Regions from separate parts of the Homo sapiens genome. Here region 1 is linked to region 2. Evidence: chromatin loops called from intact Hi-C (ENCODE). Cell type or tissue: natural killer cell. All regions are shown on one strand. Links, peaks and the distances in the headings refer to the core of each region. The heading gives the core; the rest is flanking DNA. Region 1 overlaps MAD1L1 (mitotic arrest deficient 1 like 1). Region 2 overlaps MAD1L1 (mitotic arrest deficient 1 like 1).

What was found. Peaks named below come from ENCODE experiments on the same cell type or tissue, not always from the same donor. Only the 100,000 strongest peaks of a DNase experiment are listed, where the experiment ranks them.
Region 1: it touches region 2 in a loop (6-fold over the local background); 4 of 110 quality-filtered maps call a loop at or near these places.

Annotation. Positions count from the first base shown.
Region 1 is chr7:2,097,826-2,112,915 of GRCh38, forward strand. All of the region lies in intron 11 of MAD1L1 (mitotic arrest deficient 1 like 1), which reads right to left. LOC105375127 (a long non-coding RNA gene) reads left to right here and starts at 12,755. Exons shown (of 2, transcript XR_001745063.2): 1 at 12,755-15,090. RefSeq lists enhancers at 2,634-2,683, 5,563-6,229, 6,449-6,743, 7,563-8,230, 11,692-12,596 and 2 more. In natural killer cell, for the core only: CTCF peaks have their summits at 6,644 (motif pointing right) and 6,866; DNase peaks (open chromatin) are centred at 4,686 and 6,576; H3K27ac peaks cover 780 bases.
Region 2 is chr7:2,044,961-2,060,050 of GRCh38, forward strand. All of the region lies in intron 12 of MAD1L1 (mitotic arrest deficient 1 like 1), which reads right to left. Among named protein-coding and RNA genes, the nearest start is that of SNORA114, 37 kb to the right of the region's middle. RefSeq lists enhancers at 4,506-5,109, 10,168-10,683, 11,172-11,725, 11,726-12,278. In natural killer cell, for the core only: no CTCF peak of the experiment used is centred there; DNase peaks (open chromatin) are centred at 4,931 and 5,431; H3K27ac peaks cover 1,082 bases.

The sequences.
Region 1 (15,090 bases), core at 4,377-8,376, 54 kb after region 2:
CCTGCATCGAGACTCAGCCCATTCTGAGGCTCATGCCTGGGCAGTGTTCCTCAGCAAGGGACGAGGGCCGGGAAAGCAGAAGGGGTGCCCCTGCTGTAGGCTTCTGCACTCAGGTCTCCCAGACCAACGGGGAGGGCACGCTCAGCAGCGCGGTGTCGCACTGGATCAAAGTAAGACGGAACTGAGAGGAAGCTTCACCTCCAGCGGGAGGAAGGCAGCGGAATCACTCATGCGGCGGCTCCATGCCACACAGCTCTGTCTTCTCGGGGCACAGAGGACAGATCAGTGAGGACGCCCGCGACTTCAGACTCTGAAGACACACTTGGAATCACCTTGCTTTGGAGGACTCAAAATGACCTTGAGTCTTTGAGGCCCCAGGACTGGGGCTGACTGCACAGCGCCGTCCTCTGCCAAAGCCCCGTAGCACCAGAGCGCCAGTCACACACCAGGCCTCTGCGCAGAAGGCGCATGGCAAACACCCTCCGTCCACAGATGAGGCCTGCGCAGCACACGCCACGGGGACCCAGGTGCTCAGTCCAGACAGGAACAAGAGACCTCGGGCCCTAAACCCTGTGACAACCAGACACAAAGTGGGCAAGAGTCCCTCCCACTCACCGCAGAGATCCAAATAGCCAGGGTCCCTCTCCCCTGCTGCCTGGGGTCCCACCAACCATGCCGTACGCAGCAGCAGTCACCCAAGCCATCATGTGTATGGTCTCTTGCCTGGTTAACAAGTCAGGAAGGCTACGCTAAGGACGGCCCCCTCAAACAAATGGGCAGGGAGCACAGCACGGCAGACACGTCCATCCAGCACAGCCCTGGTCACGGAGGACACGGCACATGCAAGAGCCGCCTGCTGCCACTGCTCCAGGAGGCCCAAGGGAGCGCACTACCACACCCGATAGCTGCCCGGCATGAGCCAGAGGCAATGAAGATCTACACACCACAGGGCTCACACCACACGCCAGGCATCACGCACCAAGGCCCGGCGTCCCCAGAGGTGGGCCCAAGGGGAAATGGAGGAACAGAAGGAAAGCCCCTGGAGGGCCAAATAAAGGGGTCAGAAAAGACGCTACTCGAACTGGACCTCAAAGGCTGAGCTGGAATTTGCTAAGCCAAGAGGGCAGGTGGGAATTCTTATAGAGGAAACAACAGGAAGGTGCCGGAATGTCTGGGGATGGAGGGCACCCTGGCATGGACACGGAGGCCTCCTGACACGATGGGTGGCAAGGGTGACAGAAACACAAGTGACCCCAGTGCACGTGGCTGAAGAGGGTGAGCTTCACTGAGGCTCCTAAGCGCAGTGGTAGCACAGCCTCCCATGGTCCAGGAAGGAGCATCCCCCAACGCACCGCTAACACTGGTGACCAGACTCCACCCCGACCGCCAGGTCAACATGCAGCAGCCACAGCCTGTCTCACCTGGACCCACAGCCCCGCCTGCCCTGTGCACTCCGGCGCCCGGCCCACTGTGGAGGGTGCAGGTCAGGTGCTCGCTCTGTTCCTCAACAGGAGTTGTTTCCCGCAGCCCCTGCCGCCTTGGCTTCGTTAGCATTCAACAGCAATTTATTCCTCTCTCGCTGCCTTCTTTTGTGCAGCAGAGATAAGTAATGTTTCTAATCTGTGCTATCTCCCAGCTGCAAATGTTCAAGCACTTTTTTCTTTTTATTTAAAAAAATGAAATCTCATTTTAGATTTGCAAAAGAGACAGCTAGCAATCTTTACTGTACTAACAACCCGCCACCCAGAGGCCAGGCGGGAGCGTGGACGGAAGTGAGCGCATCGGGCTGGGAGACAGCCGAATCTCAGAAGTCAGCACTGGGAGATTCATTTCTCTTCTCTTCAAAAAACCCATTAGACGTGGTTCAGAAGAGGTACTCCTACCCGAGACCCAGGAAGCACCCGGGCCGTGGCTTCCTGTGAACAGTCCTCAGGCGTGAGCTCTCAACCCTGCAGGGAGGAGCCCCTGGTAGGCCATTCTGGCCATGAAACTATCCCCAGTGGGACTGGCTGCCGACTGTGAGGAGTCACCTCCCACCAGCCCAGCCCTCGATGCCCCAGGCATGACTCAGAAGAACCAGCACCAATGCTCTTGGTGTCATCTGGGCTAACCTAGCACATGGATTTTCAAACTTCTCACAGCTCAAGCCAAGGGGCTGGCTGTGAGCTCCTTACAGGTAGAGGTCATTCCTTACACTTCGCCCCCAGCCACACAAAGCCCAAAACCGTCTCAGGGACATGGGCATTTAATAACTACCTGTTGATGGATAAGGACATAGGTGAGAAGCAAATCCCAGGCAACCATTGAGGTTTGAGAGACAGGTGCACACTGCTTTACGACGGCCAGCGCAGTCAGCTGCAAGTACTTTCTGTTCCAGACCAGCAGGGAAAATGAGGAGGAAAAGGTCTCAAAGCCCAGCCTGTTTCTGAGCAGAGCTAGGAATCCCAGCTGACTAGATCTCCGCGTTCTCCTTTACTCTTGAAACTCTATGGCAGAAAGCACGGCCTTTTGACCTTGAGCCTTCTGACAGATAGTAAGAAGCATGCCACAGCCAGGCGCTTCTGAGCGTGAAGCACCTGCTTCCTGGAGGGGGTGCCACACTCCAGACATTACAATGCTGGTGCCTTGCTCTGTGGTACTGCCGCTTTGCTTCTGCTTTACCCTACCCACCTGCCCACCCGGCGCGTCTGCCTCGTCCTGGCAGGACAAGCCCTGAGCGGGCCCTGCACCATCTGCAGGCCTCCTGACACCTGAGAGCAGAGATGCTGTCCGTGTCCTGGGCCCTGGCTGCAAACCGGAAGGCGTCCTTGGAAACGGCCGCACTGGGCCAGCACACAGCAAGCAGGGAGAGTGGGAGCCGCGTCCACCCAAGCCCCAGGTCCTGGCCGCAAATCATCACTTCATCTTGGCAGCTCATTCTGTTTTTATCATCAGTTTTAAATAATTAAGCTGGCCCTGAAGGGGGTTGGAGGGTGGGAGGGGAACAGCTCGTTGCCCAAGGCCAAGCCCCAGCGACTGGAGGCGCGGCTCCAGCATGACTCCTGTCGGGAGGGGCGCAGGGGCCTCCAGTGCCCCCCACCTCCACTCTGCAGACACGCCTGACAACTTGACGTTGGTGTTAAAGTCGTATCATTTCTGTAACAGTGCAGTTATTAACGAAGCCTCATTTGCACGTGTCAGGGGAAGAGAAAAATCACCTAATTAACCACTTTCCCCATCAGCAAGAGGATGGGGGGAGTGCTGCCAATTTGTTTTCAACGGCTTCCTTCCCACCCTCAGAAACTTGCTCCCCTTCAATGGGAAAAAACTCATAATCCTTTGTCACAAGGGACTGGAAAAACCCTAGTTTCCACTGTGGGAACATTCATACACCAAAGAGGATGCGGGCTTTTGTGCTATGGGGTCTGCCCTGGGGGGAAGGGCCACAGCCACTGTGCCTGGCGCGAGACTGGGGCTCCACTCCTAAAGGGTCTCCATTCAGGTGGGTGGCATGAGACTGGGGCTCCACTCCTAAAGGGTCTCCATCCAGGTGGGTGGCATGAGACTGGGGCTCCACTCCTAAAGGGTCTCCATCCAGGTGGGTGGCATGAGACTGGGGCTCCACTCCTAAAGGGTCTCCATCCAGGTGGGTGGCATGAGACTGGGGCTCCACTCCTAAAGGGTCTCCATCCAGGTGGGTGGCATGAGACTGGGGCTCCACTCCTAAAGGGTCTCCATCCAGGTGGGTGGCAGGAGACTGGGGCTCCACTCCTAAAGGGTCTCCATCCGGGTGCCTGGCGTGAGACTGGGGCTCCATTCCTAAAGGGCCTCCATCCAGGAGGCTGTGCACCTGGACCCTGAGAGCCAGTAAAGAACAAAGACGCTTCTTCCCTCAACTTACCAAAGTGAGCAGCCTCTATGCTGCCACCCACCAGACTACCGGCTCCATGCTCACCAAAGTGAACAGCTTCTATGCTGCTCACCCACTAGACTGTTGGCTCCGTGCACACAGGGCCACAGCTGTCTCAGTCACCATCACAGCCCAAGCTGGCCCACGCCTGACACATGCTGGATAAACACATACCAGGCAGGAGAAGGAGGAGTGCAGTCCAGTGCACACAGGGGGCTCTGCAGCTGGGAAGACCCTGACTGGAGGTCTGAATCTGCCATGGGTGGGAGTGGGCAGATCACACAGCCTCGCTGACCTTGGACCCTCCTGTCTGACTCAGGACTGAGTCTCCCCAGCAGAAGAGGCTGAGAGCACAGGATAAGGTGAAAACGCAGGCTAGGTCCTGGCACCAGTCACAGGGCAGACTCTCAACAGATGCCAAGTCCTGCCACTGCACCCACCATCATCACCAACACTGCCACTGTCACCACAACCACCATCACCACCGTCACCGTCACCACCGCCACCGTCGCCACCGCCACCACCACCACCGCCACTGTCACCATCACCACCATCACTATCACCACCACCACCGCCACTGTCACCATCACCACCGTCACCATCACCGCCGTCACCATCACCATCACCACCGCCACCATCACCACCGTCACTATCACCACCGTCACCATCACCACCACCATCACTAGCACTCTCACCATGTCACCATCACCACTGTCACCCTCACCACCACTGCTACTGTCACCACTCACCACCACTGCTACTGTCACCACTCACCACTGTCACCAATAACCACCATCACCACCATTCTCACGTCACCATCACCACCACCGTCACCATCACAACTGTCACCATCACTCTCACCACATCCCCATCACCACTGTCACCATCGGTGACACCACGGTCTCCACCACCCTCGCACCATCATCGCCACTGTCACTATCTCCACTGTCACCAGCACTCTCAGGACCACTCTCCACACCATCACCACCGTCACCAGCACTCTCACCACGTCCCCACCATCACCACTGTCACCATCAGTGACACCACGGTCACCGCCACCCTCGCACCATCATGGCCGTCACCGTCTCCACCGTCACCAGCACTCTCAGGACCACTCTCCACGCCATCCTCAGCATGAGACGCATCCTTGTCACTCCAGAGACAATGCCCAGAGATGGCGTCTTCTCCTACCCACTCCTAAAGCGGGCCTCTCCTCAGGTGTATAAGGCACACGGAGAAAACAGGTTCGGCAGAGGTGGCACTGTCCCCTCTCAGGACATCAGCTCCACAACTCAGAGGAGGCAGCCTCCGTGATGCTGCCAACACCTGGGTCAGCGCTGGGTCAGGCCTGGCCACGCTGCCTGCCTGCTGGAGACGCGCGTCCTCTCCCACCTCAGGGCCCCTGCGCTTGCTGCTGCCTCTGCCTGGAACGGGCTCTCTCCCCTGCCCCTGCACCCTACAAAGGGGCAGCTCCGACCACGCTTCAGCTCTCAGCCCACATGGTGTGTCCAGAGGGAGGCCGTCCATCCGGCCACGCTGAGGGCCGGGTCGCAGCCCAAGCCATGGCTGCCCCGACGGGCCCTGCACACACAGTCATACCTGCGCTCCTGCACTCAGTGAAGGCCTGGGCCTGCCTGCCCCGCCGCTCAGTAGACGGCACATGGGACATCGCCATGCCTAGTGATGACGTTTCTGTTTGGAAGAAGTGGGTGAGCACCTGAGAGGACAGAGGGTGAGGCGATACAGCAGTGCAGCAGATCTCACCCGCCCCCGAGGCCACTGCACAGCGGCGGGGCTCTCGACCACCGTGCTCTTTGTTGGGCGGGGCAACCGCAGATGGGCCAGCACTGGGGCAAAGCCCACCACCAGGCAGCCCTGGGAGCCCCTGCGAAGGCCTCTCAGGAGCCGGGCAGCACAGCCAGAACACTGAGACTCGATCCCACAGGGGAGAAGGAGGGAGCGGCCACGAGGAGGAGCCAGGGAGGCGGCTACTCAGAGGGCAGGTGCTGTCCTCCTCCCTGCCCAGATCCCAGCAGTGTGGCATAAGCAGACCCCCTGAACCACTGTGCACGGAGTCCCTCCGCATCCCCAGGCAGAGGGACAGTCTCACAGGTGGTGTCCGGACTCTGGAGATGGGGTGGGAAAAGGCAAGGAATGCGGGGAGACCACCAGTTCTGATGCCACGCCATACAACACTCCACCCCGCTGGACGTCGGAGAAAGAGGCCCCCAGACACATGGCAGAGAATCAAATATGCAGCCGGTGTCTGGAAATCATTCAATGAAGGTAAGGAGTGTGCTCCTCAGCAGCCTGCCTTGAGCAAAAGCATCTCGTGGCAGATAAGTAATGATCAGAGCTCTCCGGGCCAACTGCACAACAGGCCATATCTGTTATTAAAGGCATGCTGCTTTGATGACCAGAAACCTGGATTAGAACCACGGCAGGCTGGGCCTCCATTTGGGGAACCAGGACAAAGGCAGAGCAGATAGCGGCAAACTCCTCCACAGAGGCAAGCCCGGAGTCCCCTGTGCACTGGCGGAGGCTGCTCAGCCCGAGTGGCACTGCACAGGCTCCTGAAGGCAGATGAGGCCCCGGAGAGAAAACACAGGAAGACAGCCCCCACAGCCCCGCCCCTCCGCGAAGGAGAGCCGTCACGGCGGCGCAATAGCAGGCCAAGGGGGACGCAGTCTGGCATGTGGAGGCGGCCTGTTGCGTCAGATCCCTGACCCGCATGTCAAACACGCTGGTGCCTACAGGGGGCGGCTGCGGCACCTGGACACTCGGAACACGCGCTCTGCCACCAGAGACAGGCTGGGCTCAAATGAGAAGGAATGAAATGCCAGCAACTACAGATCTTCCACGAAAGCTCCCCTTAAGCCAGCTCTTCGGTTTAAATGAATTTACTCCTCGTTAAATTCTTAACCTGAAAACATAACTGTTTTATACTTACATGCCTCATTGTGACATCCCTAACGCCTTTGAAAACATAACTGTTTTATACTTACATGCCTCATTGTGACATCCCTAACGCCTTTGCCATGAAAGACCTCACTGCCAAATCCCACTTTAATTATCTGAGCACAGGTCACATAAATCACTGCAGCTCCCACGCCAGGCCGTGCACAGCCATGTGGGCTCAGCCTGCAGCTGCCTCTCCTTCCAACGTGCAATGCAGGGTAGGTCCCCCCGCAAGCCCTGGGGACTCTTTCCGGAGCTCAGGGAAGGAAACCGCTCACCTCCTAAATGTTAAAACACGAAGGGAACTACGCACAGCCCGCCTGGAGATGGGATTCCTGGCACAGCCTGAGGGCTGACCCACCCAGTCAGAGCCCGGCTTCCCCAGGGGCCGGACACCGCAGTGAGGGGCTGTTCTGAAAAGAGGTCTGCCGGGAAGAAACTGGCTGTGCCTCTGCAGCCCGGGAGAGCCTCACTCTCTGAGGCCACAAACACCGCACCGTCCTGCTTGGGGATATTCCAGTGAGCAGAAAGGGAAGGTCTCTGCCGACAAGGGGTTGGTTACTAACAAAGGGCACTAACACACGAGCTGGCTTCAGGTGGTCACAGCCTGAAAGGCAACAAAGCCAGCAGCGAGGTGGAGTGAGGGGGCCCAGCTAAGAGCAGGGGAGGAAGGCCACTCAGGGCAGAACAGGCCGCAGAAACCGCAGTGCCCTACGGGGCGGTCTCTGCTGGCCTGGCAGCAGCAGGCAGAGCAAAGCGTGGGCTCCACGGGAGGGTGGGCGGGCACAGCCTGCGCTGGGGCAAGGCAGGGAGCGTGGATCATCACCCGAGGCATTCATAAAGGACAACCCAAATGTCTGCTTTGTGGCTGCTCCTACACTGCCCTGAAGCCAGGAAGTAACGAGGCCAGGAAGCCCTGGGACCAGCCATGCAGCCTTGCCAAGGCCAGCCACGCACTGTGAAGGTTCTGAGGGAAAATGGGGCCTCTCTCACCACAGCCCTGCTTTACCTGGTGGCCTCGGCCTGTCTCCTCACCCCCGCACGGTCCAGTAAGAGACCACCTTCCAGATGAGACCAGAAAGTCCAGGCACGTGAGACGCCCAGCCAAAACCCCAGTACCACCAGCTCCAGCTCTCTCCTCCTCAACGCTCCTCACCCACCCCGCTCCCCAGCTCCAGGGTAGGGCAGCAGGAAAGGCCCCCATCGTCACAGATGCCACCTAGCAACACCTTCTGGAGCACAGTCCCAGAGCCCTATCCAGCTGCGGCCCCACAACCAAAGGGCACCAACACCTCAGCCCTGCCCCTGCCCCTGCCCCACATATGGCCCCGCCCCTGCCCCACACATGGCCCCGCCCCTCCATTCTGCCCAGCACGAAGCCCCACCCCCCAGACCTATCTATCACACACAGCGCCAGCCATCACACAGCCCCGCCCCTCCACCCTGCCCAGCACACAGTCCCGCCTCCCACCCCCAGCACAGGGCCCTTGCCCCATTACGCCTAGGCTAGGAATTGGGCCCTTAGTGCTGGCACATCGGCAGCACCCCTCCACTGCGTCGGTGCCTTGCGTGAAAGGTGCGAGCACGGCAGGCCGCTTCTCTATCGGATCCACATGTCCATCCCTGGAGACGGCCATGGTCACTCACACTCCCCACTTCCCAGGCCCGGCCCCACCCTGCCCTTCCTTCTCTATCGGATATACATGCCCATCCCTGGAGACGGCCATGGTCACTCACTCTCCCCCTTTCCCAGGCCCGGCCCCACCCTGCCCTTCCCACATGCGCTCCTGGAAACCTGTGCCAAGCCAGCAGGCTCTCCGAGGCTCCCTCTCCAACCCTGCCTAACACCAAGGAGGACACGTGAGCTCCACTCTCCCAGGGGTGGGGGGAGAAGGCAGGCCAGGGGCACAAATCCCTCCTAGGAGACCGCCTCCCTCCTCTCCAGCCCACCAGACCCAGGCTAGCATAGCCCGTCACACTCTCGGCCCATCCCGCAAAAGACGCCTGCAGCTGCACTGGAACGTGTTGTCCCGCATGGGCTGTAGGGCCTCCACGAAACCTGAGAGAGGAAAGTCACCATTCAGTCCCTTCTGCAGGGCTGCCCCTCCCCAGCTGTCATGAGTCCATGCTGCAGCCGGCTCTCTCAGCTGGGAGCCAGTCACCCTTCAGCCCCCAGGAGGACTCGTGATGGAGACCCTCCTGGCCCTGGCTGAGAGACAGCTGAGTGCAGACCTGGGCAGGGGCCCGGGGGTCCAGAACGCAGCTGGCCCAGTCCCCTAGAGGAGCGTAGTCTAGTGTGAAAGAGCCAGGAGGCTCCTGACGCCGTGTGTTCTCACAGGGCCCGGCCCCACAGCCTGGCTCCCAAGGACAGGAAGGGCACCCACATACAGCATCACTCAGCACCTGGCTGCCTGGGACAGCCGGAGGGCCTGAGGATGGCAGCGCACCGGGAGGCGTGGAAGGAGGCAGGGCCAACATCCCTAGCAACACAGAGGAGTCGCAAGCACCTTCCCTGCAGGCGGTAAGCCAGGAGTGTGTGGGGCGGGACAGTCAGAGTTGGTGAGGTCTCGCTGCCGGAGCATCCGGTGGCAGGAAGCCCAGTCCAGAGGCTGCAGCCCAAGCCACAGCAGCCCTGGGGCAGAGGGGGCTGGCCCTCGAGGATTATGTGGTCACTGCAGGGTGGTCTTTGCCACCCCACCACCTCCCCCTGAACTACCCACAGCCTCTTCGCTGGACCCCTGCATCCTCACGCACCGACACACTTCCTGCTCCCCATCCCGAAGGCCTCTTTCTCCAGGTCGCTCTTCCGACTGTGTGAGGTAACCATGCCACTGCCGCGCTTCCAGTCTTCAACAGCTGCCCGCTGCAATCATGCTGTGATCCCCGCACTGTGCCAGCCCTGCTGGCGTCCCAGCAGCTCGTCTGTCCCGCTTGGTCACCCCTGCCCAGCCCCCGGCTGCCCTCAGGCCTCTGCTCAGATGCTGCCTCCTGGTAAGGCCCTGCCTGGCCCCCAGTGACGTCTTTCCCACCCTGTCATTCCACAACACCCAAAGCATTTCCTTCACAGTGCTTTCAATAATTTCAACGCACTTCCTATGTTTCAAAACATTAGAGGGTATTTGAGGGTCGGAGATGGTAAATGCTTGGACACAGTGATGGGTGAAAATGGTTTCTCAGCTGCCACCCAGACCTGCAAGGGCACCCATGGGGATGGTGCCTGGCACATGTCGCTGGACTGTGTCCCGGGCTGTGACACCATAGCTCTCCACAGAAGAGTCCAGGCAGGGGACAGGAGACACCGGCACCCCCCCACCCCCCACCAACAGGATGCTCAGTGGGGACATGAAACCCATCCAGGTGCTCGGAAAACACCTGTTTTAAAACTTGCTGACCAAAAACCCCAAAATGGATCATTTTTAAATACAAGGAGCACTAAAGATTTTCATTATGTACGATAACATTCCCATCAGAAGAGAACAAACTTGGGGGCTGTAGCAAATGAATTCCGGTGGGATTCATGTCCGCTGATCACTATTCAGGCCCCACCTCATTATCATAGCAGGCTTAATTGGCATTTCATCCCCACATTGTGTCTCACAAACGAACAAGGTGTAATTATGGTAAAAAGAGCGCTCCGACGGTTTTGGTTTAATTCATGTCATTCATCCGCGTCAGAATCAGCACAGATGTTCTACTGGAGGACAGAGAGGAAGATGAGTGGCTTTCAAATTATACTTTTTTAGTTTAAAACTTTATTTAAAATAAAAAGTTATTTAAGTAAAATTTACAACACAGTGTTTTTCTCCCTTTGTTTTACTTGCTATAGGGCATTAACTTTCAAAGGCTGGTTCTGCTTAATTTGATTTTTCATTTTCAAATGAACATCTGTGTTTAGGTCTAAAAAGCTCTTTGTTTAAACATACAGAGCCCCAGAAAGGGTCTGAACAAAGCCTTCCTCTGTAAACACTTGATTACCAGGAAGGCTTTTCACAGGGAGCCAGGGGTTGGCAGAGGGGGTTTCACTCTGGCTTTCTCTCTAAGGTCAGTAGAAACTTTCATCTCCTTTCAGAATGGGAGAAACAAAGGCAGCAGCCCTGGGGAAACGGCTCAGCCTCGAGCTCCTTCTGAGCTAGGGACGCGGCAGGAGCGGCTGTCAGAAATGGGCCCAGGTGGCCTCCAGGAGCCGGCCCGATCCACGATCAGTTCCATCCCTTCTTCACTGGCACATCTCTGAGGCAGCTCCTGGGGAAGTGCAGGGCCCCCGCGAGGGCTCGCAGGAAGAGCACGGGACAGACCAAACAGGCGCTACCAAGTATGGGTTCCAGACCCCCACCCGGCCATTCCAGACGCCTCCCTGTGCTGCGCACACAGCCTCCCCGCACCCGCTCTGCAGCTCAGAGCTGCTCACCCTCAGCTCTGGGTCCTCCGCACCCACTTCGGATTCCCATCAGAGGACAGGCCCTGCCTGTGGGCCCATCACCATCCCATCTCCCACCTAGACGGAAAACCCGAGCTCTGCTCCTCCTGAAATGAGGCCAGCCCTCTGGTGTCAATTACATGCAACTTCCCCGGGCCTCGGCTTCTTCTTCAGGCCACATGGATAGTCCCTGCCTTAAGCAGCCCATGAGAGCACTGGAGGCGCACACACAATCAGGTGACGAGAAGCGGCTGCAGCAGCCGCAGGGAACACGGCAACACAGGAGCCGAACCCGGCACAGCGGGAGCCCCACGCCCGCCAACCCCAGGAGGACACTCAAGAGTGGGGCCCCAAGGACTCTGTCATTTCAACTCACTTCCTATGTTTGTAAACGTCAGAACTCATAGCAGGGAGGTGTGCGGCCTCAGGATCCCAGCAACAGCCCCCAACAGCCTCGAGATGCTCTGGCGTGTCAGCTTTAGGGACTACATCAGAAGACTTCCCCACAATCCAAGATTGTCAAGAGCTGGTTAACGTAGGAAGTTTAGCAAGAGCTCACTGCGGCTGCGTGGGTCTAAATAGTTTTAAACACTTCTGTGTTTTTATAGCATTATATTTAGAAACCTCTAAATAAAACTCATGGCGAGTGTTGCAATAATATACATTTTTTAAACTAATTGAATGTTGCCATTACAAGTGCTATTTTGGACAATCTGCTAAATATGTAATTTAGGAATTAAGATTCATATCTTACAGGATACGCTAATTATTCCTTTGAATCCGTTTGGGTACTTTCTGAACACACACAAGAAGTCTGAGAGTTGGCGACAATATCCACCCTTCTCCACAGCGCAGAGGTCAGGCCACTAGTAAGGGCACAAGCGTGGGCTCAGCACAGTTGTGAGAGTGCAGACCCAGCTGCGCAGGCCGGAGGTGGCCATGAGGCCCACGCCTTTCCAGTCCAGGAGGCTCCGGCTCAAAGCAGCGGGAAGTTCAGTTTATTAAACCACAGCCGATTTTCCTAAGGCTCCCCTCCACTGATCTCACACACGTTATCAAAATGACACAGATGTCCAGATGGCAGCACCTCGAAGATTCTTGAAGCCTCCTCCTGTGACTTCAATGACACAGATGTCCAGATGGCAGCACCGCAAAGATTCTTGAAGCCTCCTTCTGTGGCTGGACTGTGCGCTCACAGCCGTGCCGCCATGCCCCACGCCTCGGTACACAGCAGGCACAACCAAGCGAGCAGCTGCCCGGCTGCTCCTGTTCCCTTGGCGCCTCGAGGTCCCGGCTCAGAAGCCACGCCCAAAGCGGAAATCAGACCCCGCAGGGCTGTGACTCGCACAGACACCTCCTCTCCTGTGAAGCATCTACTTCTATTAATACAGCCTGAGACAGAGTTCACTTCTTCTGAAGTCACAACCCAACAGTGATTCGCTCTGACTCACACTGGCAGTGGAGAAAACTCTGGAGTGACTCAGACGTGCGGCAGATGAAGGCCTCCTTCCCATCCTCAACACAGCCAAGTCATTTTGGGTCTCAAGTGTCTCCCTTTTGTCCCAAATCAAATTTTTCTTGCTGAAGAGCCATCATTTCAGACTATTAAGATGCTTTCAGATCTGTGACGGGCTTCACCAATTAATAAAAGCTACTTCTATACCGATACTCACCGCCTGCCCCCAGTGCGGTCCGAGCAGGGAATTCCATGGTGCACGCCCATAAGAAGCGCTTTCTGCATCTCACAGGACAACAGCCGTCTGCGCTCAGACCCCACCATCTCCCTCAAACACAGTTTCCCAGCAGAGCCGAGGAGATGACGGCGCGGGCAAACCCTTCCTGTCCAAACAAAGCTCACTACATCCCTGGCTTGCTCTGCTCTCACCCCATCCCTCCCTCGAGTCCTGTACACAAGTGAGGGGAGGAAGAACGGATCAGGAAGCAGCAGGGTACAAAGAGCAGAAGAGAGCTTCGGTCTCAAGTCCACAGGGCACGCTGCGGCCAAGTCCTCCGACGAAAAGTAAATTAAAGACAAGAGGAACAAAGAAGAAACAGGGAGAGAGGAGGAGCACACACACCGAGCGTCCACTGTGCCCGCCCCTCGCTCCCCCCACACCATGCGGTCTGTGTGATCGTCCCACAGATGAAGACTAGAGGGGCTCGGGAAGCCAGGCCTCAGAGCCCGCAGGCGCCTCCATGCACCCCTCCACCTCTGCACGCTGGCTGCCCAGCCCCCAGTCCCAGGCGTGGAAGCCTCCCAGGCGGCAAGGAGCTTTCGAGACCGTGGCTGCTCAGCCCTTGCTCTCTGCTCTAGTCAAGGAGCGTGCCTCGGAATGAATGAGGTACAGTCTTTCCCTAAAGTCACCGGAGAACAGAGATCAATGAAAAAGGAGGAAGGGAGGAAAGACAAAAGACTTGAGAGGAAGCAAAACGAAACCAGCTTAGATTTGATCCCGATACGTGGGAAATCAGGTGGGGAAAAGGGGCTACAACTCCATGATGACCACAAGTCCAGAGGGCTGTGCAAGCCAACACGGCTGGGGGCTGCAGAAAGCACCACAGCAACTGTCTGACGCCAGGTTGGGGCCAGCAGCCGCACGCTGGAAAACGCAACACACAGCCCACACAGCCCTGTGGGGGCAGCTAAGCCCAAAACCCTGGCGTGGCCCAGCAGGAGCAGGCCTGTGCGGAGTGGACCTGCACACACAGCAAACGCACACACCGCGAACGCACACACCGGATGCTTCCCGCTGTGGAGACCCACAAGGCAATGTCTTCTGAAGTTAAAAGGATGCCAGGATCCAGCAGTCCCACTCCTAAGTATGTGCTCAAGGAAAAGTAAGAGTTTAGATCATACAAAGCCAACATTTCCAGCAGCTTTACTCCATTTCACCAAACCCAGAAACAATACAGATGTCCTTCAACCAGTGAACGAATAAACAAGTCCCAGAGCAGCCGTGCCTGGAGCATCACTCAGCAACGAAAAGCAGCGCTGCGATTCACACAGCCACGCGGTGAGTCCCAAATGCACCTCCATGAGCCAAAGATGCCATATTTGTATGACGTTCTGGAAAAGGCAAAATCACCAGACAGAAAGCATGCTGGGGTGGCCAGGGAGGGGAGTCTGGGGTGGTGGGGCCGCAAGTCAGCCCCAGGCATGTGAAAATGCGCAGCTGCACAGCAGAAGGGCAAATGAGGCTGTATAGACAGTTTTTTTTAATCAACCAGAATGAAAAAGACTCAAAATGAAACACCAGCTCTAAGCGGTAAACCTAAGGGAACCACAAACAAAGAACACAACACCAGGCAGTGGGAAACACAACGGCACCCACGGTGCTGAGAAAACGCCACTTCCACTGGGAACGGTAGGCCAAGGACAGAACGGCCTGTCCACAGACACTGCACCCTCGCAAGTCAACCTCTCCTCACAGAGCCATGGATTAGCAATTCCAGAAAGACCCTGTGCGCACGTGAGGACTGGATGGGTAAGTAAAACATGGTGTGTGCTGACACCTGGGCTTCTCAAGACCAAGGAGACAGCACAGGAGGCGAGGACAGCCCAGGGGTGCTGGATGGAGCCAGTGTCAGGGTGTCCACCGAGGGGCCCTGGGGCCCTGACACACCCGGAGCAGGCAGCACCCCACACCCACATCTCATCTCTAAGCAGCACTCGGCAACAAGAGGAAACAGGGCTCACTGGGAAAGTGGCGGACTGCAGGAAAAGGGCAGGAAAAACATCTAAGTTTAGAGCATCCTGCAGTGCCAGATAGTTTGAAAAAAAAAAAAGGCTTTAAAAAAAGATGAGGGCAAATCACAGGGCACGAGA
Region 2 (15,090 bases), core at 3,444-7,443:
TCCGCACTTCACAGAGGAAGCAGAGGCTCTGACAGGGGCCACACGCCCAAGCCACACGGCCGCAGAGGCACGATCTGAGCCAGGGCGCCCTGACGGCAAGCCCCGGCCTCTGATCACCTCCCAGGGTGAAGCCATTCAGCAAGGGAGCTGCTGCCACCAGGGGCCAGAAAGGACATGAAAGGCTCCGGCCTCCCACCCGGCCTCCACACCCCTCTCTGCTCCAGGCCAGGAGCACCAGCCCGTGTCTCAGTGGCTGTGAATCCCTGTAAGAGTCCCCTGTATCCCTGTGAGAGCCCCCGTATCCCTGTGAGAGTCCTCGTATCCCTGTGTCCCCGTGAGATACCCCACGTCCCTATGAGAGTCCCCCATGTCCCTGTGAGAGTCTCTGTGTCCCTGTGAGAGTGACTCCCAGCCCTCAGGCTGCCGGGTGCCCTCTCAGGTGCCTCTCATGGCCAGCCCAGCACTCTGCGTGTACATAGCACTATCCCTCTCGGGAGCCCGCAGGGTCACACCAGCCTGGCTTACACAGAAATAAATTGTGCTTCTGTAACCAGCAATATTTCTTTAACTGGAGGTTAATAAAAATCACCGTTGGAGGCTAACCAGTGGATCTAATTTATTTAGAGACTTTTCTGAAGCTGTGGATAAAGCCCTTTATTAAAGCTTAGTACAGCACCTGACGATGCCCTGGAAAAGCGACAGTCGCTTAGTGGGATTTGGAGGCCGTGGAGCAAAGTGAAAAGTCTAACAGGATTCCTTGAAGGAAGGAGAGTGGGGTGGGGGAGGGGAGCGGGACATGGGAGCCAATTTCTCACCTGAGGAGCCCAGCCTCAGCCAGACAGCACTTCAGGGCCCGTCCCAGGCCTTCCCTAAGCCTCGGAGCACATGGTGAGCCCCAAGTAGTCCTTAAATCCAAACGTTCTGCCGAGGGCCCCCCATGGAGCTGAGCCATCATCTTTAGGAGACATGGCACACGTCCCCTGCACCACAGGCCGCCACAGCCCTGCTCCCTGAGGGCCTGCCCATGACAGAGGCGGCAGTGGAGGCCCTGTAAGGGAAGGACTTCCTGGGGAAGACCAGCTGAGTGCTGCAGTGGCCACCTCGGCTGCCTCTAGGGAGTCAAGGAGGGTCCCATGTAAGCCCCAGGCCGAGCCCTGCAATCAGTGCCTCTCCTGGGATGCGGGTGGTGGCGCAGGCCCCACGCCCCAGGTGGACTGAAGCCCCGCCCTCCCTACAGAGGGGAGTCCCATCCCTTTCCAGGCCTGCACTCACAGGCACCCTATGTCCCTGTCCTCAGCTGGACGGCAGCGCAGGCAAATAAGATCGCCTTTCAATGTGCACAGAAATACAAGACCCCTTTCAGCCACCAAAGGCCCCCACAACCTCAGGGCCGTCCAGCGAGCTAGGAAACCCATGTTGTCCTCCTCCTCCCAGGCCCGGCGCCCGTGCCCACCCAACCCTCCCCTCCAGACAGGCTCCGGCTGGGGCACTGCCCATGAAATGATTTCGACACACAGAAGCTCACTTAAAACTTCTAGTCTACAAGAGGTGAAAACTTTGGAAGGGTGAAGTTCAAGAACTGTGCAAATCCTCTTATTTTTCTGGAGACGGAACTCTGCGTGGCGATCATCTCCTCAGCTGCTAAACCCCTTCCAGATCAGAAGCGACACAAACCCCGCCTCACCCGCCTGCCCTACACTAAGCCGTGAGGACGTCTTAGTGTAGGAAAGGGGTGAGCGCTGCCCGCCTGTGCCCAAGGGGCCACATTCAACCAAGGGTGGGAAAAGAGGTGAGTCCTTTCCAGACCATCTGTCCCCACTGAAGATTCCGTAAGCTCCTAGGTGGAGGGCTAGACCTTGCCCAGACAGGAGCCTCAGGTCTAAGGAGGAGGAGCAGCGCTCCCTGTGCCCACACGCACAGTGCCCGGCCCCCTGTCCCAGGTGCTACCTCTGCACCACACGCTGCGCACACAACACCCCCTGGGCTGAGCGCACCCACTCACAGACGACAAAGGAAACTGGAGGATCAGTAATGAATGGCCACCAGCGCGCACATCCATGCCCCAATGCCAGCTCCCGGGTTGAACTCCTGGGTTGAACTGTTTACTGCGTGCCACCCTCCTGGGCAAACAGTCTTCGGCTAAGGCCCTCCCTTCCCAGATTCTCAGGTTCTACAAGTCAGTGTCTTTCCTCCGTTCACCCCAGCTCCCCAGGGCTGCTGATGAGCTGACCTAAGGCAAAGCAGGCAATGAGAACTGTGGAAAGGGACCCTGAGACACCGCTTGCTCTGAGCCGCAGCTGCGTAACAAGCTGCAGAAAACCCACCGGCACGAGGAAACCCTGGGGGCCTGTCTGCAGACCGTGCCGATGATTGCTTCCGTCTGGAAGAACCTCCCTTCCTCCCCTTGGTGTTTTATTGGGGGCAGTTTAGCTCTTTATGGGTGAAGTTAACCAAAAGAATATTAACTCCATTCTACACTCCCTGCATCTGACTGTTTTCCATTTGATGATGGATGATGTTTAATACCTCCCAGTCTGAGCACACTCTGGGTCTGTAAATACAGATCCTGCTTTATTGCTGTTTAATAACTATCACAATGGTTGGGGCTGGCCTTGTCTGCTGGGCTTAATGTTCCATGAGGGTCTCGTGGGAAAAGAAGCCAAAATGCATAAAAGAACCAGTGTTCCAGAATGGTAAGCACAGATGCACACACATGTGCGCACACAGCACTCACACATGTGCATGCTCAGACACATGCACACACAGAGCTCACACAGCACAGACATGCACACTCACATGCATACAGAGAGCTGCCTCTGCAGACACATGCACACTCACACACGTGCACTCACATATGCAGAGAGCTGACTCCACAGACACATGCACAATCACACACGTGCACTCACGTGCACACAGCTCACCAGTACAGATACATGCACACTCATGCTCAATGCACAGTTCACACAGATGTGCATGCACAGCTCACAAAGCACACGTGCACACTCACATGATCACATGTGCACACAGAACTCACACAGCACAACATACATGCGCACACAAGTACACACGTATGGACACACACATACACAGCACTCAACACAGATATGCACACACGTCTCCTACACAGAGCTCATGCAGCACAGACACGCACACAGTAATGCTCATGTGTGCATGCATGCACACTGAGCACCGACACGGGTGTGTTCATGAACACCCGGGTGCACGCATGTGCACACTGACGCACACGCGTGCTCTCAGACACCATGCTCCAGCACCCTAGTCGGGCAGCGGGGTAGGTGTAGAGGGACTCGGAGAATGAGCAGCTACCTGGGCTGCGAATCCTGCCTGTTCACCCAGGCAAGTTCCTTCATCTCATCCAACGACAAATTCCTGTTGCACAAACACGGGATTTCCAAATCTGAGCTCAGAATTCTCCAAGTGAGTTTTAAGTGAGATGATTAGAGGGATGTTAATGAAATGAGAAGTTACTCTGACGAATGCCAGCAGTGACCGCTATACATCGAATGCCCACTCACTGCAGGTCCCATGCCAGGTATTTAACATAGGATTTGTCAGGAAATAAATTTGATGAATGGTAATAAGCATCAACCACACTGCATAAGGCCTGGCACAGGGCAGGCAGGTGGGTCAGCCAGGAAGGGGCTGTCCCATAGGATGTTGAGTGATGGCCAAAAAGTCCCCCTCCGCCCCTCTGTGAAGAACCTCCTCCAAGACGAATGCAGAAAACCGCACTCAGCTGAACGGAGCTGTGATGGGAGCCTCCCGAGCCTGGCTGAGCCCCCTGTGCCACACCCCTCCAGCTTCAGGTGCTCTCCCCACTCCACAGTGACTCACAAGCCACCACTCCCACTTCCCCAAGCCAGCGCCAGGCCTTCTCGAGGCGAAGAGCTGTGCCGATTGTCACACTTGCCTGTGTCCAGCCACTGACCGCGTCAACCATGCTGCCATTTTCATCAGGGTCCCATCTTATTTTTAATGTGATTTTGTGTAGCAGGGTGACTTTTAGGAACACACATCACCTTAGAATAGAACTAACCATATGTTTGTTGAGTGAGTTGATGATGAACTACCTCACACATATATTTGAACATTACAATTTAAAAATATTTTCAAAGCATTCCCTCATGTAATCTGTGAATCGGCTCCCCGTGCAGATGGGGTGAGGCGTGCATGCTTCATTCTTCCAGAGAGGAAGCAAAGGCAAAGAGAGGGAAAGGGAGCTGGCGCCAGGCACAAGTGAGAGAGTGACAGAGCTCAGGTTCTAACAGGTTTTCTGATTCCAGCTCCTAGGCTTCCTCCCCCTAGAAGAGAGGAATTCCAGCAGGGCTGGCCTCAGGCCTCCACCTCCCTTCCCGGTGCCCCGCCCAGGGTCAGACCCTCTCCCTGCACAGTGGGGGCCCCCACTCCATGGCCTCTGCTGACTCGGAGCCGACTCAGTAGGTGGCTCATGCCCACCATGGGTGGCAAAAGGCTCGGGGGCAGCTCACCAGCTCACGGGCCTTCTGATGGCACTCAAGAAATTTAGTTTAAACACACACAGATTTTCAAAGAGGCGGTAGGAGGAAGGACTCACCTAGTCCGCCCAGGGGCCTCCTGCAGAAGCAAGATCTGTGCCTGGACCTCACAGACACCTGGGTCCAGCAGCATCCCCATGTCTTGCTGGAGGGCAGGAGCCACCCAAGGGGCACTGGGCACTGCCTGGCGTGGGTGGCCAGACTCGCTTCATCAGCACCAGTGTCCAGGAGGACTATCGAGCACTGTAATTCCCAGGGCACCTCATCCAATGTCTGCAGGCACCAGACCACAGGTTCACAGGGCACCTCATCCAACATCTGCTGGCACCATCTGCGGGCACCAGACCACACGTTCACAGGGCACCTCACCCAACGTCTGCAGGCACCAGACCACACGTTCACAGGGCACCTCACCCAACATCTGCGGACACCAGACCACACGTTCACAAGGAACCTCACCCAACGTCTGCGGGCACCAGACCACACGTTCACAGGGCACCTCACCCAGCGTCTGCGGACACCAGACCACACGTTCACGGGGCACCTCACCCAGCGTCTGCGGGCACCAGACCACACGTTCACGGGGCACCTCACCCAGCGTCTGCGGGCACCAGACCACACGTTCATGGGGCACCTCACCCAGCGTCTGCGGGCACCAGACCACACGTTCACGGGGCACCTCACCCAGCGTCTGCGGGCACCAGACCACACGTTCACGGGGCACCTCACCCAGCATCTGCGGGCATCACCGCCCCTTCCACCTGTTGCACTCCTACGAGAGCTAAGCCAGGTATGAGGCCAGACCAGAAACCAGAGACCAGGATGGAACCTCACGCGCCTGCTGGAAGCAGGGAATCCCCTAGCCAGTGCCTCAGACCCATGTCCACACCCACACGGGCAGACGGAAGCACCAGGCTGAGGGTGGTGAGCCAGGGGGTTCCTGGGCCGCCTCCACTCTGGCTGGTGTCAGGCTGTGGCTTGACCTTTCTGGCAGCTCCGTTGAAGCACCCACAGAACCATGGAGACCACAAGCCAACAGTGGCCTATCACCGGCCTGGAGAAAGTCCAGACACTTCACACCTTCTGACTGAGGCCAGGGACCTCTCCCAGGACCATGGACACAGGGACCCAGGCACCCACCCAGACTGTGGTGCAGGGAACTTACAAGGCTCTTGGGTGTGCCGTGACACCAAGGACAACTGAAGGGGCAGAGGCTGCGGAGGGAGCAGCCCAGTACCCCCGAGGGCGGCTCAGTCCTCAGCAGGCCCACCCACCTGTGCCTCACAGGCCAGGAGCAAACACACCTGTGCGGAACGGCCAGGTGAGGCTGGCTGTCACCTTTAACATCTCTGAATGTCTCCAGGAGGGGCCTAGAGAGGGTTCAGACACCACCACCAGGATGCTGCAGCTATTTTTAGTAGAAAGACTCAAGAGGCTTCCTTGGCAGGGAACCATGCCTTTGAGCATGACCATCAATTTTCACCTGCAGCTAACTTCCTTTCCTTTCAAGATCAAGGTTATTCAAAGATTTGGATTTCTTCGAAACTGAGTTTAAAGAGAGCATGTTTCTCTACCAAACAGGATAGGGGATTTTAAAGCACAAACAAGGACAATGTCAGGCCAAAGCCTGGGTAGGCAGGACAAGGTTCCGGGCCTGGTCCCTCCAGCCCTTCCCAGACACCCTGCAGGCCCTGCTTGTGTCCCCCCGAGGCTGGGCTAAAGCCACCTGTGCCAGCTGGATGATGCCTGGCCTGGGCACTGGAGGAGCCTCCCTGGGCTCCTCTCTAAGCCTCGGTCTCTCTGGTATAAACCTCCAAAGCTGAGGGGGACTGGGAATTCCACAGCCTCTCTCCTAGCAGGACACTCCAGGTTTCTCGTCCATAACCCACGTGGTGCTGTGGAGCCTTGGCCTACAGGACAGAAGGGGCTCCTGGGATCTGGATGAAGTGGTGGCGAGGGGGGCGCTGACCTTGTCCTTCAGGAAGAGCCACGTGGCTCAGCAGGCAAGATCCAAGACGTTTCAACGTGGTATGTTAGAAACTCACACTTAATGCAGAAAAGCCCAGGAACGAGACATTGAAACCGCACATGAAGACTGGGCCTTCCCTGCATCCGCCGGGTCACCTTGCTGTCCCCCACCTCCCCCACCCCCCCACCAGCTGCCCTGCGCCTGCCGGGTCACCTCGCTGTCCCCTACCTCCCCCAACCCCCCACCAGCTGCGCTGTGCCTACTGGGTCACCTTGCTTTCCACCCCCCACCACCCCCACCAGCTGCCCTGCGCCCGCCAGGTCACCTTGCTGTCCACCCCCCAACCCCATCCCCCACCAGCTGCCTGGGGCCCCTGAGGGCTCCTCAGAGCCATGGACAAGCTGAGCAGCAGGTGCCGTGTCAGGCTATACCACATGGGGTGCCAGAAACTGATTTCACTGGGAAGTCTTTTGTTAGGAGTACTCCAAGGGCAAGCGTCCTCTGGGAAGCGTGTTGGGAATGGATGTTTACAGGGGCGTCAGGCAGGGAAACAGCCAGGCGGAAAGACAACCATTCATGCAGAGTCAACACCTGTGCACCCCCTGCATTCCACGAAGGAGCCCCCGGCAGGCCAAGACCCACGCTCCGCACACATCAGAGAGGAGGGGCTGGCCTCAGAGAAGCGAGAGCAGGAGCAGGGTGACCACGGACAAGGGCAGAACCCTATCGTCCTCGCCACGCGCACAGCCACAGCTCCGCCACAGCCAGCCATGGCATGACTCCATATGCCAACAGGCTTCCCTGGCCCCTTCATGTGAGCAACAGAGCACAGGCAGCGGCGTAGTAGGAGCCCCAGGCCTGCCGCCACCACAGTTGGTAACAGCCTCAGGAAGACCACACAGACAGAATGCCCAACAGACAGCAAGCAACAGCACCCAGGAGGGCGCCGGACAGCTCACTAGGGCCCAGGCACAGCAGGCAGGGAGGGCGCCGGACAGCTCACTAGGGCCCAGGCACAGCAGGCAGGGAGGGGGCTGGACACTCACTGGGGCCCGGGCACGGTGCCCAGGGAGGGCACCTGACAGCTCCCTGGGGCCTAGGTATACAGTGGAAACCCTACTTACGTTTATAAGTCCTTATATCTTACAAATAAATGGGTGTGTTCATTATTGGCCGCAGGTCATACCTATCCTTTTTAAACAAATATGCACGTATCAGTGTGCAAATTCCACAGTTTTTATAAAGGGGTACACCATCAAAATAAACCTGGAGCAAACAGCTGGGACACAGCTACGGCAGCTGGCATGGGCATGGCCCTGGCGCCACAGACTGCTGCCCGGAACAGACAGAGGAACCGGGAGGGAGCTGGGGCCCCAGCCTGGAGCATGGGGGAGGGAGGCGCTGGACCTCCGGGGCCATGGGGAGATAGGAAGCCATGTGTCCCCAGCAGGACATGTGGGAGGAGGAAATCCAGAAGGGAGAGCTGCCCCAAGTCCCGGGACAGCGGAGGCTCCTCCACCAGCCTGAGGAGGGAACGGGTGGGTGCCGCCTCCAGTGCCTGCATCTGAAGGCCGAGCCGTCCCTGCCCTGGCACCTGCTCCCAGCCACTGCCTACCCTCCTGCTCTGCCACTGACAGCTACACGTCTTGCGACTTTGGTTGTTGGGAAAGTTGAAAGCAAGTAACACCCTCTTCCACATTGCTGACATTAGCTCAGGCATCAGAAGCAGAAGCCTCGGGATCTGCTACCTGGTAGCAGGCCCTTCCTGAAAACCGGTGAGTTTGGGGGCCGCGGAGGCCCATGCAGACGGTGAGGCTGGGACCAAGAGTCCTCCGGGCGGGGGCAGAGCACAGGGCAGGTGAGGCAGAGGCAGGAGAGCTGCTCCCTGGCCACTCCAAAGGCCTCAGCACCTCCTGTAGGTGAAGGAGTCCAATATTCACCAGGCATTTACTCAGAGCCTGCTGTATGCAAGGAACTGTGCCAGCCGCCGGTGAACAAGGGAGAAAAGGGCCTGCCTCAATGCTATGAGCCGGACGCCGGGGATGATCTGGGTTCCGGGAAGTAGAGAAGCTGTGTGAAGGCCCCAAGGCCCTGGCGGGCGGCAGGAAAGCAACGGGGAAGCAGAGGAGGCTGCAGAGGTGGGGCCCATCTTCCCCGCACAGCACGTTCCAGCCAGGGCCTGGGGACACGGGTTATGGGGGTGCCCCAGGCCAACAGGGTACAGGGCCAGGGACAGCCCCTGGGTGAAGCCAGGGAGCCTGTGACCCAGGCCCTGCATTCTGGGCTGCAGGTTTCAGTAGGCTCCTGTGACCGAGCTCTCCAAGTGTGATTTGCCACCATTAAGTGGACGCAGGCCATGACTCCTCAAAAAAGAAAGTAGACCTGGCTTCCACAGTGCTCCAGGGGCACCCGATTCTAGCCACCCTCAACACGGAGACCCGAGGAGACAGCCTTATCTCAGCAGCACCATCCAGAAATGCCCTCATCGGGGTTTCTGATGACACACCTGCCACCAGCACCCTTCTGCAGAGGGAGGCAGGGCGGGAGGGGTCAGGGCTGCACCCGGGTGCCCGCAGACAGGGCACTCCCACCAGGGCCAGAGCCCACGAGCACTGCTGCTCCCAGCCCACCTCCCCCAACACAGTGCTGTGGCCATCTCCTCAAATCTCCCTGAAAGGGCCAGGAGTTCCACAGCCTCACCTGGAACTGTCCAGAAAGTCCCACCCATGGGCGGGTGGGGACAGGACTGTGGTCTTTTCAAAGAGCCAAGAGTAAAGATGGGTGACCTGAATCCAGTGTAACGCAGCCTCCAAACTCCACGCACCTGAGGCAGAGACGGCGGTCGGGCGCACGTGGAGGGCTCGGGCTGGTGGAGGCGGTCCACGCTCCCACAACCCAACCTTCATCATCTTCACACTGGAGACGGGTAAAATGCATTGTTTTGATTTCACCGTATTTCCTAAAATTGCTTTTCTCCCTGGAATTTTTTTCTGCCACAGCCAGGTCCAGCTCCCTCTCGGAGGGAGAGTGCAGCAGTGTCTGTGACAAGGTTGGCTTTCTAATAACTGTGCAAATGGCTTTGTCCCATAACAAAGTGGACATTCTTTCCTGAATGGATGTAATAGAAATGTCAGTCTAGAAAGGTAATGGGAAAGGGCGATATATTAACACCTGGAAATTAAATTCCAAAGCCGAGAGAACCCTGCTTATCTGTGGAGGGAAGAGGCCCTCTCACTGAGCAGAGCAAACACGACCCTGGAAGCCGGGCTGGCCAGCGTCTCAGGGCCCCTCCTGCAGGCTTTGCACCGATCCAGGTGTACGTGGAGGGATGTGCTTTAAGTATGAACAAAGCAAGGTCTGAAGCTGAACTTGAGCTGCGCTCGGCTGGGCCGTGCCCTCGCAGTGATGGGAGAGCGGGGAACACATGCGGTACTCAGGGCTGCTCCTTGGACATCCCCAGAGGCTAAAGCCCAGGAGACAAGATGGGTTGCATGGGTCACAGTAGCAGGAGGAGCCGAGCGGTGGGGCCGGGACTCAGGGACGACGGCAGGGCCCGAACTCCATCTGTCCTGTGTTCACGTACACAGTGCAGAGCTTGTCACAAAGGGCGGGGGCAGCAGAGACAGAGGAAGCGGGGCCAAGCCTCCCTCCAGGCACTAGGCAGGCAGCACAGCGAGGCGGTGCGTGCCACGACAGCACCAGGCAGAGGCACGCCACAAACCCTGACAGAAAGCAGGGAGTGAATGAGCACACGCCAGGACGTGTGTCCTCTCGGAGGCAGACAGTGAGGACAGCAGGTAGGCAGTGGTCTTCAGAGGGAGCTGGGGGTGAGCCAGGCCTAGGGCCAGTCAGCAGCATCCACATCAGCTGTGTGACCCGGCCCCTGTGGCCCGCATCGTAGGGCACGATCCAGGCCTCTGCCACCCCTGACAGAACTGGCCCGGAGCAGCACAGGAGCGCCACCAGGGAACCGGTGAGACATGGGGACCGCAGGCTGCACCCCAGAGCTACCAAGTCACACTCAGATTTCCACGATCTCTACAAAAACACAAAAGAATTAGATGGGCACGGTGGTGGCACCTGAAGTCCCAGCTACTCGGGAGGCTGAGGCAGGAGAATCACCGGAGCCTGCGATGTCGAGGCTGCAGTGAGCCGAGACCACACTACTGTACTCCAGCCTGGGTGACACAGAGAGACCCTGTCTCAAAAAAAAAAAAAAAAAAAAAATCTAGGACCAGGCACAGTGGCTCACAGCTGTAATCCCAGCACTTTGGGAGGCTGAGGTGGGTGGATCACTTGAGGTCAGGAGTTCGAGACCAGCCTGACCAATATGGCAAAACCCCGTCTCTACTACAAATACATAAATTAGCTGGACATGGTGGCAGGCGCCTGTAATCCCAGCTACTCGGGAGGCTGAGGCTGGAGAATCGCTTGAACCCAGGAGGCAGAGGTTGCAGTGAGCTGAGATCATGCCACTGCACTCCAGCCTGAGTGACAGGGCAAGACTCCATCTCAAAAATAAATAAATAAATAAATAAAAAACACAAATCTAGCATCAAGGCTGGCCGCATGGCCTGGGCAGTCTCTATGCCACTCTTAAGCCTCGACTTGCTGGGCTAAAACGGGGCCACAGAGCTGACCCCCCGACGCCTCAGCGGGCGCCACAGGGAACATGATGACTGTCTGACACAAACCCCTGGAGGGTCACAGAGGATGATGCTTTCCAGATGACACAGCAGGTACTGGGTGTTATAAATACTCCCTTCAGTGCTACCTAAGACCAAAAATTTTCAGTATTAAAAAAGAAAGAGCAAGAGAAATCGTGCCGATCATGAAGCCTCAGACCTAAAGAGGGGTGTGGAGCAGAAGAGACGGCGATCAGAAGCAGCATGGGGCTCGCGCAGGCTCTTCTGTGGGAGGGATGGAGGCCCTCTGCTCTGCTCTGCTCTGCTCTGCTCTAGGGAAAGAGGGCTAGATCTCACACCCTCAGGGGAGGGAGGAGCACACAGCCAGATTTAGGCTCCCACTGGGGCAGAGGAAGAAACCACAGAATGGCTATCCAGGAAAGACGTGGAAGGAAGTACAAGACTGGCTCCACGACCCATCTGCAAAGCGACCCAGGAGATACCCACGTGAGCGAGGGCGGTGCTCACCTCGAACCAAGGCCCACCACAGAGCTCCCACGGGCTCCCACCCAGCGCCCATTATCACAGAGGGGTGAAGGACAAGTCCTACTCAACACTAGAACCAGGACAAGGAGTTGGTGTGGCTCCAAGAGGCAGCCCAGGGGGACTGTTGTGGGGCCACAGAAACCTACACAAGCGGCCGATCGCGGAGAGGAACACAGGCTGTGCTAACGCCAAAGCCCCTGGTCTTCCCACTGCACCACGACCACCTACGGCATTGCCACGGGGAAGCCGGGGAGACGTGGCACCTCGCCCCACAACCTTCCCAAGTACCCGTGCAGCTATCATTACCACAAACCAAGCCCCACCACGGTCTAGCACGGCAGATGGACACAGCTCTCCCCGCAGTGACCTTCTGGGCTCAGCAAGGGCGCCTGTTCACCGGCTTCCCACACCCTCCCTGACACACGAGCCCTAAAGCGCCTCCCTTTCTTCACAGCAGCCATCACCGCCTCAACGCGACTGACACCTGCCCCAGCCCCACCTAGAGAGGGGCCCTTGAGCTCCGAGTCTGCTGTGCAGCTCCCTGCTGTTTTCCACAGCACCTAAATGTGCCAGGCTCACAGGAGACGCACAGTAAGAATCTGGGGAATGACCGAGCGCGGTGCCTCATGCCTGTAATCCCAGCACGTCGGGAAGCCAAGGTGGGCAGATCACTTGACGTGAGAAGTTCCTGGCCAACGTGGCAAAATCCATCCCTACTAAAAATACAAAGAATTCACCGGGCATGGTGGTGTGCACCTGTAGTCCCAGCTACTCAGAGGCTGAGGGGAGAACTGCTTGAACCCGGGAGGCAGAGGTTGCAGTGAGCCAAGATTGCACCACTGCACTCCAGCCTGGACATCAGAACAAGACTCCATTCCCCCCACCGCCCCCCCAAAAAGAAGAAGTTGGGGAATGAAACATTAATGATCGAGTGAGTGAACTGAGTCTGGGTTTCTCCTTCTCAATCCCTTTTCAGCTGGCCAGTCCACCTGTATTATATGCTTTGTATGCGTTAAATCCTGCTGGAAGGCCAGACTTTCTAAATCCACAGAGAATATCAGAAAATGTTTTGAACTCAACAGTAACAAAAACAACCCGCATCAAAATTTATGGGGTAGGCCTTCGTGACAAAGACTCTTAGAAAAGCACAAGTTGGAGAGGATTTCATTAATTCAGTAAAGAGTATCACACAGAACATCTAGCACACACCACGCTTACTGATGGATTACCAAAGCGCCCGTCACAGCCTGAAGGAGACAAGGTGCCTACTGTCATCATTCCTCCATGACACTGCACCTGGAGGAAAGGGGCATGGAGAGAAGCAGGGCCGGAGAGGGAGTGTGGCCAGAGGAGAGGAGAGGCGCGGGGCTGGAGAGGGAGTGTGGCCAGAGGAGAGGAGAGGAGAGGCGCGGGGCTGGAGAGGGAGTGTGGCCAGAGGAGAGGAGAGGCGCGGGGCTGGAGAGGGAGTGTGGCCAGAGGAGAGGAGAGGCGCGGGGCTGGAGAGGGAGTGTGGCTAGAGGAGAGAAGCAGGGCTGGAGAGGGAGTGTGGCCAGAGGAGAGGAGAGGCGCGGGGCTGGAGAGGGAGTGTGGCCAGAGGAGAGGAGAGGCGCGGGGCTGGAGAGGGAGTGTGGCCAGAGGAGAGGAGAGGCGCGGGGCTGGAGAGGGAGTGTGGCCAGAGGAGAGGAGAGGCGCGGGGCTGGAGAGGGAGTGTGGCCAGAGGAGAGGAGAGGCGCGGGGCTGGAGAGGGAGTGTGGCCAGAGGAGAGGAGAGGGGCGGGGCTGGAGAGGGAGTGTGGCCAGAGGAGAGGAGAGGCGCGAGGCTGGAGAGGGAGTGTGGCCAGAGGAGAGAAGCAGGGCTGGAGAGGGAGTGTGGCCAGAGGAGAGGAGAGGCGCAGGGCTGGAGAGGGAGTGTGGCCAGAGGAGAGAAGCAGGGCTGGAGAGGGAGTGTGGCCAGAGGAGAGGAGAGGCGCGGGGCTAGAGTGGGAGTGTGGCCAGGGGAGAGGCGCAGGGCTGGAGAGGGAGTGTGGCCAGAGGAGAGGAGAGGCTTGAGGCTGGAGAGGGAGTGTGGCCAGGGGAGAGGAGAGGCGCAGGGCTGGAGAGGGAGTGTGGCTAGAGGAGAGAAGCAGGGCTGGAGAGGGAGTGTGGCCAGAGAAGAGGAGAGGCGCGGGGCTGGAGTGGGAGTGTGGCCAGAGGAGAGAAGCAGGGCTGGAGAGGGAGTGTGGCCAGAGGAGAGGAGAGGCGCGGGGCTAGAGTGGGAGTGTGGCCAGGGGAGAGGCGCAGGGCTGGAGAGGGAGTGTGGCCAGAGGAGAGGAGAGGCGCGGGGCTAGAGTGGGAGTGTGGCCAGGGGAGAGGCGCAGGGCTGGAGAGGGAGTGTGGCCAGAGGAGAGAAGCAGGGCTGGAGAGGGAGTGTGGCCAGAGGAGAGAAGCAGGGCTGGAGAGGGAGTGTGGCCAGGAGAGAAGCAGGGCTGGAGAGGGAGTGTGGCCAGACGAGAGAAGCAGGGCTGGAGAGGGAGTGTGGCCAGAGGAGAAGAGAGGCGTGGGGCTGGAGAGGGAGTGTGGCCAGAGGAGAGAAGCAGGGCTGGAGAGGGAGTGTGGCCAGGAGAGAAGCAGGGCTGGAGAGGGAGTGTGGCCAGGAGAGAAGCAGGGCTGGAGAGGGAGTGTGGCCAGAAGAGAGAAGCAGGGCTGGAGTGGGAGTGTGGCCAGAGGAGAGGAGAGGCATGGGGCTGGAGAGGGAGTGTGGCCAGAAGAGAGAAGCAGGGCTGGAGAGGGAATGTGGCCAGAGGAGAGGCACGGGGTTGGAGAGGCAGCGTGGCCAGAGGAGAGAAGAGGCGTGGGGCTGGAGAGGGATTGTGGCCAGAGGAGAGGAAAGGTGCGGGGCTGGAAAGGGAGCATGGCCAGGGGAGAGGAGAGGCAAGGGGCTGGCGGGGAAGCATGGCCAGGGGAGGGGAGAGGAGAGGCACGGGGCTGGTGGGGAAGCGTGGCCAGGGGAGAGGAGAGGCGCGGGGCTGGAGAGGGAGCATGGCCAGGGGACAGGAGAGGTGTGGGGCTGGCAGGGAAGCGTAGCCAGGGGAGAAGAGAGGCATGGGGTTGGTGGGGAAGCATGGCCAGCATCTCTCAGAGAGTATGAGTGTGCACGTCAAACACCAGCATCAGAGCAAGGTTGTCATGTGCAGGGTCAATGTGCAGGACCCAATGGTACATCCACAGGCCAGGAACACATACATAGAAGATCAAAGTCCAAGAAGACAACATGAAAACTGCGTCGAATGTTCAAATACGCAGGGCAGAAAGTCTAATGACATGTAAGAATCTACCCTAAAATCCATCAAACTTGCTGAGAGAAATTAAAGGCCATCAAGGTAAATGGTGGAACATGTGGCATTCATGGTTCACAAGATACGCCGATGCCGAGATAC